2 separate regions of the Homo sapiens genome follow, and region 1 is linked to region 2. Evidence: chromatin loops called from intact Hi-C (ENCODE). Cell type or tissue: endothelial cell of umbilical vein. All regions are shown on one strand.

The links. Hi-C counts contacts between places; a loop is a spot of excess contacts. Peaks named below come from ENCODE experiments on the same cell type or tissue, not always from the same donor. Only the 100,000 strongest peaks of a DNase experiment are listed, where the experiment ranks them.
Region 1: a loop joins it to region 2, with 5 times the contacts of the local background. A loop is called at or near these places in 7 of 110 quality-filtered maps.

The regions. Positions count from the first base shown.
Region 1 is chr18:55,094,160-55,099,159 of GRCh38, reverse strand. No RefSeq gene overlaps it. Among named protein-coding and RNA genes, the nearest start is that of LINC03035, 11 kb to the right of the region's middle. In endothelial cell of umbilical vein, a CTCF peak has its summit at 2,694 (motif pointing left); DNase peaks (open chromatin) are centred at 1,229 and 2,679; H3K27ac peaks cover 1,853 bases; H3K27me3 peaks cover 292 bases.
Region 2 is chr18:55,335,904-55,340,903 of GRCh38, reverse strand. The region is part of intron 8 of TCF4 (transcription factor 4); the gene reads left to right. Among named protein-coding and RNA genes, the nearest start is that of TCF4-AS1, 110 kb to the left of the region's middle. In endothelial cell of umbilical vein, no CTCF peak of the experiment used is centred here; DNase peaks (open chromatin) are centred at 1,623 and 2,833; H3K27ac peaks cover 2,925 bases.

The DNA.
Region 1 (5,000 bases), 240 kb after region 2:
AGACTGTATGACCTGCAAAGCCTAAAATATTTACTATCTTCCCCTTTACAGAAAATGTTTGCCAACCCTGTTCTAGACGTAAGTACCATATAAGCAAAAATAACATTAATCTTGTCTGCTATTGAATTCTTAGCTGTCATAACCCCAGGATTTAGCCCAAAGTAGATCTTCAATAAATATTTGTTGAATAAAGACAAATCTCACAATTTTATCCAGCACAGTGTTGTCTGTATGTTACAGCCAAGTAGAATGTCTAACGTTAACACAATTAAATTTTTAAAAAATCCATAATATTTTGTATTTGTTTCTGAGAATTGACCAATGGAAGGATGTCCATATGTTATTCTTAGCCTTTATACAGTATTTCTCATCCTGAAATTTAAAAAGAATGATTTCCAGTTCAATTAAACCCAGAAACCTCATTAGCAAGATGATAATGAGTTCATGTGACCTGTCCCCAGATCAGACCAACATTGACCAGTTTTACTAGAATTATTGGTTTTTGTGTAGACTCAGTAGCACATCCTGGTCCAGGTCAAATTTAAAAAATAATTTGGGAGTGCAGTGGCTCACACTTGCAGTCCCAGCTACTAGGGAGGCTGAAGTGGGAGGGCCACTTGAGTCCAGGAGTTCAAGACGAGCCTCGACGACCTAGGGAGATCCTTGTCTCTTAAAATAAATAATAATAATTTGGGATTCCCAGAGAGTTTCTCAGTGAAAATGTCAAACCTAACCAGATTAACCACTATTCCATAAGGACAAGAAGGAACTAAGATTTCCCATGCAAGTGAGTGACTAAAATTAAATTAACAAAATTAAGAGATAGACAGCAAGAAGCATGTTTGTGCTGCTTACTCTGAGTACTTGGACATCTCCTTTGTATTCACTCTAGGAGGCCCAGCTTACACCTGCCTCTAGCAGGGCTTATGGATTTTATTACCTCTCCAAATATGAAAAAATATAGACTTAGTTTGCAGACTCTTGACTTCCTCTGGGAGAGGGCTCAACATCAAAGCAACTATTTCTACAAACATTTAAAGCATCTTTTCTCTTCCTGCCTTCCTTCCCTGACTGCTTTGCTTTTGGAAACACTAAACACACCCAGTTTTCCAGGCTCCGATGGCTCAACAATACTACTTTTCCTTAGCAAGGAGCACATTACTGCCATGATTTATGGCTGGTGAGTAATTAGGAGCCTGTTGCTATGGTCTGGGGTTGAGATCAAAAGAACCATGTGTCAAAGTGAAGGGAGGGGTGACTGGAGCCCAGGCAGAAGGGTGGTGGTGTTTGTTTGTAATCCTAACCAGAGAGAAGCTGGGCCATCGCTTAATTGGGAAAAGGCTCAGCGTCTGAAGAAAGCTATGAAAGCGGAGCCTGTTCTAGAAAAAGAATCCGTGTGTTTTGCAAATCAACAATATTTAGTGATAGGTGAATCTCCAGGGGGCCTGGAGGCTGGACGGTTTGAATTAGTACTCAAAGGTTTGGAGAAAAAAAATGTGAAATGTATGAATACTGAGTATAAAAAAATTGCCCAAATTGGTTCGCTTATGAGATTTCTGGTATTTCCTTCTCTGGTCAAGAGGAAATGCCAAGGGAAGTACTGCAATATTTCAGTACTTCTGTATCTGCAATCCAATTTCCCAACGAATATCGATTCTCTCTTTCTCTTTATCCCTCCTCCTTCCTGGCCATGGAGGAGGACTTTGGCGGCAGAGATATGGAGCACATGGGTGGGTCCAAGCGTGGCTGGATGGAGGTTCATGGAGCTGGTTGGGGGTGGGGTAGGCAGGGGGTGAACCAGCTGGGCTCTGAGGGCTCTGGGGTTTCATCTGCTCTATATTTATGACTTTCTATAAATCACAACTGGGGCAATGGGAAAGGCCTTGGACAGAGTATAAGGAAACCAGTTTTCCAGTCCTGGCTTTGTTTCTAACGAGCTGTGTGGCCTTAGGCAAGTCAAGATTTCTGGGTCTCAGTTTCCTTATCTGTCAAATGAGATTGACTGACTTTGATGTACTCTAAGCTCCCATTCAGCTCTCAAATGCTATGGTCAGATTCCCCTACTTCAGCCCTTGAAACTGCAATGGGCACTCCCTTTCTGAGTAGAGGTCCCGTTCCACATTCCTTTTGAGACAGGAACGCTGAACCTGGGTGCAACTGGAAGGCATTTTAAAATGGAATATTCAATTCTGAAAGAGAAGCATTTGGATTCAAACACACACAGAGTGCAGATTGCGTGGACTGAACCGAAAGGACCTTTTTGGTGTTCACAAAGTAAACATAAAGCAACTGCGACCTCATTCACCTTGTGAAACCACAGATATCCAGATGATGCGATTAGGAACAGGGCTGCACAAAGTTAAAGTCCTTTCTCAGTGTTTGGACAAACCGACAGTGCAGTGGAAGGGATGGCTTCAATTTGCAGGGGGATTTTCCAACTCTTACCCACTTTGCCAGATAGAGTTGCAGATGACATTGGAAAAGCTAGGACCCTTTAGAAGATGTGTGTGTGTGTGTGTGTGTGTGTGTGCGTGTGTGTGCGTGTGTGCATGTGAGAGAGAGAGAGAGACAGAGAGACAGACAGAGGGACAGAGAGAGAGAGAAAGCAAGGATGAGCATCATGTGGGCTCAGGCTGCTGGGGCCTTGGCTCTGCCCACATGACCAGTAAACCATGCTGCCATCTAGTGTGGGCTCAGAAACTTCTTGGCGTGCTTAAGAGACATGGATGAGCATAAAGAAATGAAGGCATGAGTACGCAAAAGCTCCCAGGAAGAGGCACCATTAGTGTTAAGTGATGAGACCCCCATGGCCTCCTTTCTCCCTCTGATCACCCCATTTCTAGTTAAACACACACTTGCTTCTCTACGTAGCCTTCTTAGCACTTATGAAAAAAATCCCAAATTCCACATGAAGGCTCTGCCCATTGATAGTCATGCATTCTCCTTTTGAAAAGTAAAAAGTTAACATCAAAGGTCATAAAAAAAGTAAACTATTTGGCAGAAAACCAGGGGAAGAATATACAGATTATCCCTCACTGTGTTCCTCAACAGGAAAAGTGTCAACCTGGAGAAGTTTACTTTGCAAATTATAAAAGGGGATTTTATTTTCAAGTTAGCGAAAGGTGGGTATCTCAGGATTGACGTGACGCCATGAAATTGTACCCCTGAACGTCTCTCTGGAGCACATGCCCTACAGTGGAAAGGTATTCTTGATAAGGCAGATAATGGGTGGAATTATGCTAATCAAGAAAACCTTACAGGGTGAATAATTTAGTAACCCTTTTCTGAGAATAAGTGCCTATTTTAAAGTTCTAAATGACACCATAAATGTAGTCAGGCATAGATTTCCATACTGATATGGGATAATAAACACAGCCGGAGTCTGAAGCACCTTGAGGGACATCCTGCTGTGCTTATTATCCTGTACTTCCCTACTAATCACTGGAGCCTAAACCTTAATCCTCATGGCTTTGTTTACCTAGCACTTTGTCAAGTCCAATACATTTTGGTTCTTTTACCTTTCCCGGAAAGACAGCTGTAAGTATGGAACTTTGTCATTTTTCTCCTCCGCATGGACTTGAGATCTTTTGTTATAGTCTGAAGTCCACATTTTAAAATTTGAATTGCTGCTCCAGAATTTTTAAAAATACGTGATTAGCATCACATGGATGCTGAATAAGTCTTACGTTGCTATCTACAAACTTCACTCAAACACTAACAGTGTTTATGTTTCTAGACATTCTCCCATTGCCACTTTGGCTGACTTCATAGGGAGTAAATAGTGACAAAGCTTTGAAGGAATAAATTTGTTTTACTATAATACTGCTCTATTGTTTTGCATATTTGGGTTTTGCCAAAGATTCATTTCCTCAAAAACTTCCAGTGATAAGAAAAGTTGAAAGTCCACTCTCCCATCTCTATTCTTTTATATCTGCAGTGATTTGTGTCAAAGACACACGCTGATAGACCCTCTTAGCAGAACTCGGGCTGCAAATCTTACTGGTGATCTCACTTACTTAAACCATCTGAGGAAACAGGAGGGCTGGGAGAGAGAAGTCACTGTACAACTCTCTCTGAACAGTGACCAAATGTTCAACCAGATGCATGAGGAATGGGCTAAATGCAAACCTCAACTCAACCCTTCTGGAAGAGGAGTAAAGGTTCTGGTGATACTCAACTATGTGAGTAGTGGGAAGGGAAAGGGGACAGGAAAAAGACCATAGGATGGGACCATGTTTGTTCTGTGCCCACGTCACAATGCTCTTATTATTTCCCATGTGGGAGAGATGTATGCACTGACCACTGACTTTTAAATAGGTTATGGATCCCTAAGCCCTCACACAGGATGTCTTTGAAGGTTCATGTGGAGAAGGATGTCTTCTTCCTGCAGCATTGCAGCAGCTCTCTACAGGGCAGGTTTCAGGTGGTGGACTATGTTAAGTAAATAGGGACAAAGGTGACAAAAACATATCTAACACTATGAATGAAAAGTTGGGAATAAAGACTGAAAGGGTTTGGTGAAGTGCACAGACTTGGAAGTTAGGTGTGTGGGTTTTAACTCCAGATTGACCCCTTCTGAATTGTATAAGTTGTTTAACTATGCTCTGCCTCCATTTGTTCATCTTTAAATGAGTAGGTGTTTTTATGACAATAAAAACCACTACTACTATTATAGAGACAATAATACCTACTTATGGGATTGTTGCAATGATTACACAAATTAACAGGTATAAAGTATATAGAACAATGTCTTGCATGTAGTAATTGGTCAAGACATGTTATGAATTATTATGTCATTGTTAAAGGAAAAATTGGGTCTGGGTACTCTTAGCGTAACAAATAAAAAAGAGACAATGAGCTCAATTTTTGAACATATTCATATCCATGGATCAGTAGATCACCTAAGTTATATACCAATCAGTTTTGCTTTGGACCAAGCAGGAGATTCAGAGGCCCAGGACTGGCTGCATAATTTGCAGGCCCCCATGCACAATAAAAAT
Region 2 (5,000 bases):
ATGTCACTTCCTAGCTACACAGTTATTTGTAAAATAAGTACTCATTGGGGTTTGAATGCATTTATGTAATATCCTTGAATGTTACATACTATTGTTACACATAATAAAAAGCACTGTCATGCTATTATCAGTAACAAGGTAACTACCTTTCATTTGGCATTTGAGAAACAAATCTAACATGGCAGCCTACTTAGGAGTAGTTAGCAGTAGAATAGAAACTAAGACCAGGGTCTCAGCTATGTTCAAAAGAATTTTACCTAACAGAGGTCACTTGCTTTTTCTGAAATTATGTAATATTGCTTTTTTTTTTTTTTTTTTTTGAGATGGGGTCTTGCTCTGTCACCTAGGTTGGAGTACAGTGGTGCAATCATAGTTCACTGCAGTCTCAAACTCCCAGGCTCAAGCGGTCCTCCCACCTCAGGCTCCTGAGTAGCTGGGTACACAGGTTCACAACCACCACACCTGGCTAATTTTTTTCTTTTTTTTTGGTAGAGACAGGGTCTCCCTGTGTTTCCCAGGCTCTGCAAACCCATCTCTATCAAACCAAGACACGTAGTCAGCCCTTTTAATCATTAGACCTAGTGGTCTGCAAAGTTTGTGTTGGAAATACTTTATCTTCTCTCTTTTGAACTGGTACATCGGCTGTGATGCCCGGAGCTGCTTATACTGTGGTTCCCTTGGCCAATAATTTGTTTATGCCTAAATCAGCCTTGCCTCTAAGTGATAAGGAGATACGTGCTTTTTCTTTTGTTTTGTGTCAGTGGTATTCTCTAATAGGCCGGGAACGGGTCTGCCCAAGTGATGCACAGCCCCTTGGTGGGGCTGGCTATAGATCCCCCCGCAAAACTGAAGGTTAGGCCTAAGATATTAGCTTTGCCTGGCAAGATGAAGATGTGTGGACTAGGTAGACCTGTGTGGCAGTCTGTTTCTTTTATAAAGTAAACAGAGTTCAGTTTGTTTAGGACTGCTTAGGTAGATTTCTTACACTGAGCAGGAATATTTGTACAGATGTTTTAAGGTAAAGTCAAAGAATGGCTAGATTGTAGCCTTTGACGCATTATAATGTATCTTTTCTCAGTGCCCCTGTTGAATTCACAAAAGAAAAGGTATTTTTGATCATCGGCTATGAGAAACTTAAAACACTTTTTTTTATATATAAAGGCTGATTTAGTTAACTCTTCTTGCATTTAAAGAAAAAAACATCTGCTGAAAGTAGGGAGGGGGGAGGTGTGAGCGGAAGCGTGGTCTCCACATTCCACAATGAATGTCTTTTCCCAGCCAATTTTAATTTGCAGAAAAACCAGGCACTGAGTTAGATTCCTCGGGAAAAGTCCCTGTTGGCTGATGAGCCCTGAACTTCTTCCGTGTACACCCTGAACAGGGACTGATGCTTCAGTTCACAGAGATAATTTTTCTCTGGAAAGCCGATAGATCCGATTTAGCCACCCCTCATTTGTAGTCATTGCCACCTTGTGGATTACAAAGGATATTGGTTTTCATCAAACTTCCATTTCGATTTGGCTTTTTATGGCAAGTACACGTTGGCAGTGGATTGCCGTGTTCCTCACCAAAAGGATCCTGGTTTGTTCAGCAACACCTCACTTCTCCACTCACAGTTCATTTATGATTCTGATGAGAGTGTTTTTTCAGGAAACACACATTTCACTTTTTGACCTAGGAGCATCTGTTAGAATTTTTTTTTAATACTACTTTGGCATTCTGAAAGTGTTAATGTCTTTCATATCTGTTTAATGCTATTTAGGGATATTTATGATCACCTCTTGGTTACTCAGGGTAAAGTGTGTCGCAATTTTTTTTAAACAGACAGGAAAGCATTCACATGAGGAAACAGATTGCTTTAAACATGTGCTTCCTGTGACAGTAAAAAGAACAAATTAGATTTAACACTGTGTAATGAATGCATAAATGTGTACATTTAAGCTTTTAAAAGCTTTATGTTCAGTTCTGGTCACAACAAAAATTGAGTCACCTGTAAAAATTAAAGATGCCCAGGGTACTCTCAGACTTTTGAAATGCCCAGCAATTGCAGTCCTCACCTGACGATGCCTCGTTGGAATTATAAAAAGCATGATCTATTAGTGCTGGAGAGAACTAGAACATTACAAGGCACATTCAGAGGTTAAACCAGGTTACAGTCAGATTCCGTACATTTAGCAAATAAATCAGAATTTGTTGTGGGGGGGAGAATACTTCACTCTCATCTTCCTCCCTAAGAATCAATGAAAAAATCAATTTTCGGGAACCCCATATATTCCTCTGTCTTTCATGAAAGAAAAAGAAGGAAACCTGATGTTTACTTACTAGCATTTACTACAATTTAATTATATAAGAAAATGACTCTTTTTCTTATGTAATTCAGTTTGTGTTTTGTATGCTGGCAGGGAGTGAATAGAATCTGAGTTAATATTTCCAGTTAGACTAGAGTGTGGAATTGGAGGGCCTGAATCCTCTCCCCGGAAGAAGAGGCACTCATGGCCATTTCTGTCTGAGCCTGCGGATAGTGCCTCTCCGTCCCCTGTGCTTTCAAAGCTAAGGATTTGTGGCACGCTTGCCATCTCTCTGGCCAAGGAGGGCCAGGAGAGAGTCCCTCGGGGGAGGGCACATAGTTTGAGGACATCTGACTCTCTTCTATCACATACTGAGGTACTAATATCAAAACAGACTGCTTGTCGTCGCACGGTGGGGCAGTGCTTTTTTTGGCTGCCGTGGTCGAAATGAAATGGGCAAGCTGTAGTCCGCTTGGCATCAGAATGGGCTAAGGGAAGCAGGGAAATCAGAGTCAGACTGTGAATGCAAGTCACAGCCAATGGTTAACTTCCTTTTTGTGTGTCACTTGGCAGCAGCGAGACTGATGGTGATTTTTTTTTTTAACATGGGTGAGAGTTCAGTGCCCTAGGAAGAGCCGTAGATGCTGTTATTGTGCTTCCTCATACAGTTGACTTGTGTTGATTTCTTGAGGCCAGTACAGCTGTTCCAAGAGCCAGCTCCAGGAGCTTTGTGTGTATGTACATGGCCATCGGACGTCGGATGAAAAAGGTAAACAGATGAGAGGTGATCCATACAAAATCTCACTGCTGATCACTAGGCAGTCTTAGGGGAATCAGGTTCTGGCATAAGGCAATAATACCAAAGAATAATATATAGTGCACTTGAAGGGATACTCCCTTGTATACAGACACCCAAAGATATTTTTAAATTATCACCACTCCGCACCCCTCATCTCACATACAGGATTCAAATCAATTTTGGACTGTCTGGAAAATGTAGGACTAAAATAGCCAGATTGAATTCAGATAAAATTACCTTCTGCTTTTTTGGGAGGTTGTTGCTTTTTGGTTAGCCACATTATTTTCTTTGAAGATTCATTTGGAAGAGAGTTTGGTAGAATTTCTAGCCTCTCTCAAGATTTTCCTCCCATTTCTCTGTTTGCAAAGAGCTGTTCCCCAAAGGCAAAAAGAGCGAGTTGCCATCTTGAGCGAATTGTATGTTTAGTGAACACCAAATGGTCTCAGAGTTACCCTAAATTTTCATTATATCTGGTTGCTTTCAAATACTATTTATTCCCCTCAAAACTCCTAACCATTTATATAAGATATCAGTAAGATGACCAACTTCTGACAACCCAAAAGCAGGGAAGGAAGCTTAGAAATAGAATACCATTTGTCTGGTAATTAGAGTGTATCTCTTAAGAGTTCGAGAGAATTCTGATTAACCTTTCTGTTCCCACATTCTCACGTAAAATTAGCACACCTTTTAAATTATTATCTAGTATTTAAACACATATTTTTGAGTCTTCTTAATGCAACAGGTTCTGGGGACACTAAAAGTGTGTTATAGTTTTCTAAAAAACTTCATTTTTCTTACATTTTAAATGTTCTGTTTGTGCAAAATTTCGAGAATCACCATAAGGGCTTCTTTGCATTTTTAATTTAGTAACTAACATATGAATAAATTTGCATATTAATTAGTTGCAGATTAAATCATGCATACATAATTGCCTCCTTACTGTGTTTAATGTTTGTCAAAATCTCCAGCCTGGTTTGATGGATGTCGTATGAAAGATTACAATTTGATGTACCCTTGGAAGTATTTACACCAATAATGCAAGATTCTTAATAGCAGAATTTTCTAGTTATATACAGTTACTAATAAACATGTAAGATAGGTACATGTCCCTTTGACTAAAATTTTTTTCTTTGCACCAAATCATTTACTATTCATAATCATTAATGCATCTCCTAATTATACAGCATATGTCTGTTAACCCTTTCATTGCTGGCCTTCAAATGGTAGCTTCTTTCTTTTTCTTGCCCCCTAAAGAAAGCAAAATTGTTTGATAATACTCTGAAATTACTCGATTGCCTTTTATTTATTTCTCTCCTAGTATATGGACAAACCTCATTTGCCATTTATTTTAACATACAATAGATAATTATATGATCATTTTGTATTTTCTAGTTAAAGATCATAAAATGACCCACGTGCACATGGTTAGTAGCTGATGGGCTTTTGCCTTTCTTTTACCAATGCTGAAAAAAATTGAAATATTTCAGATACTTCATATAGTAGTAAAAAAAAATGTATACACAGACATACTCTCTATTTAGGAGGGTAATTGTAGAATAAGTAAAAGTATTAAAATTATATTTAAATTCATTTTGAATATTGAAATGCATTTAATGTATCATGATCAAACATAGGATGGAAATGTGATTTTTTTTATTAGAATTGAGATCTCTGAAGTAGAAACTGACAAGAGAATAGATGCTCTTGATTTGACATAATTTTAAAATGCCAATAAATGTTTTCTCAAATTTCTTCAGGTATTTAATTTTTTAAGTTTTATCTTACTCATATAAAAAGTAGACCAACTGGCTTTTTTTTTTCCTTTTTACTATTTTGATGTCTAAGCTGCTTATCACACTGTATTACCCTGCATTAATGAGTATTCCTACTGTGCAAAATTCTATCAAAAATGA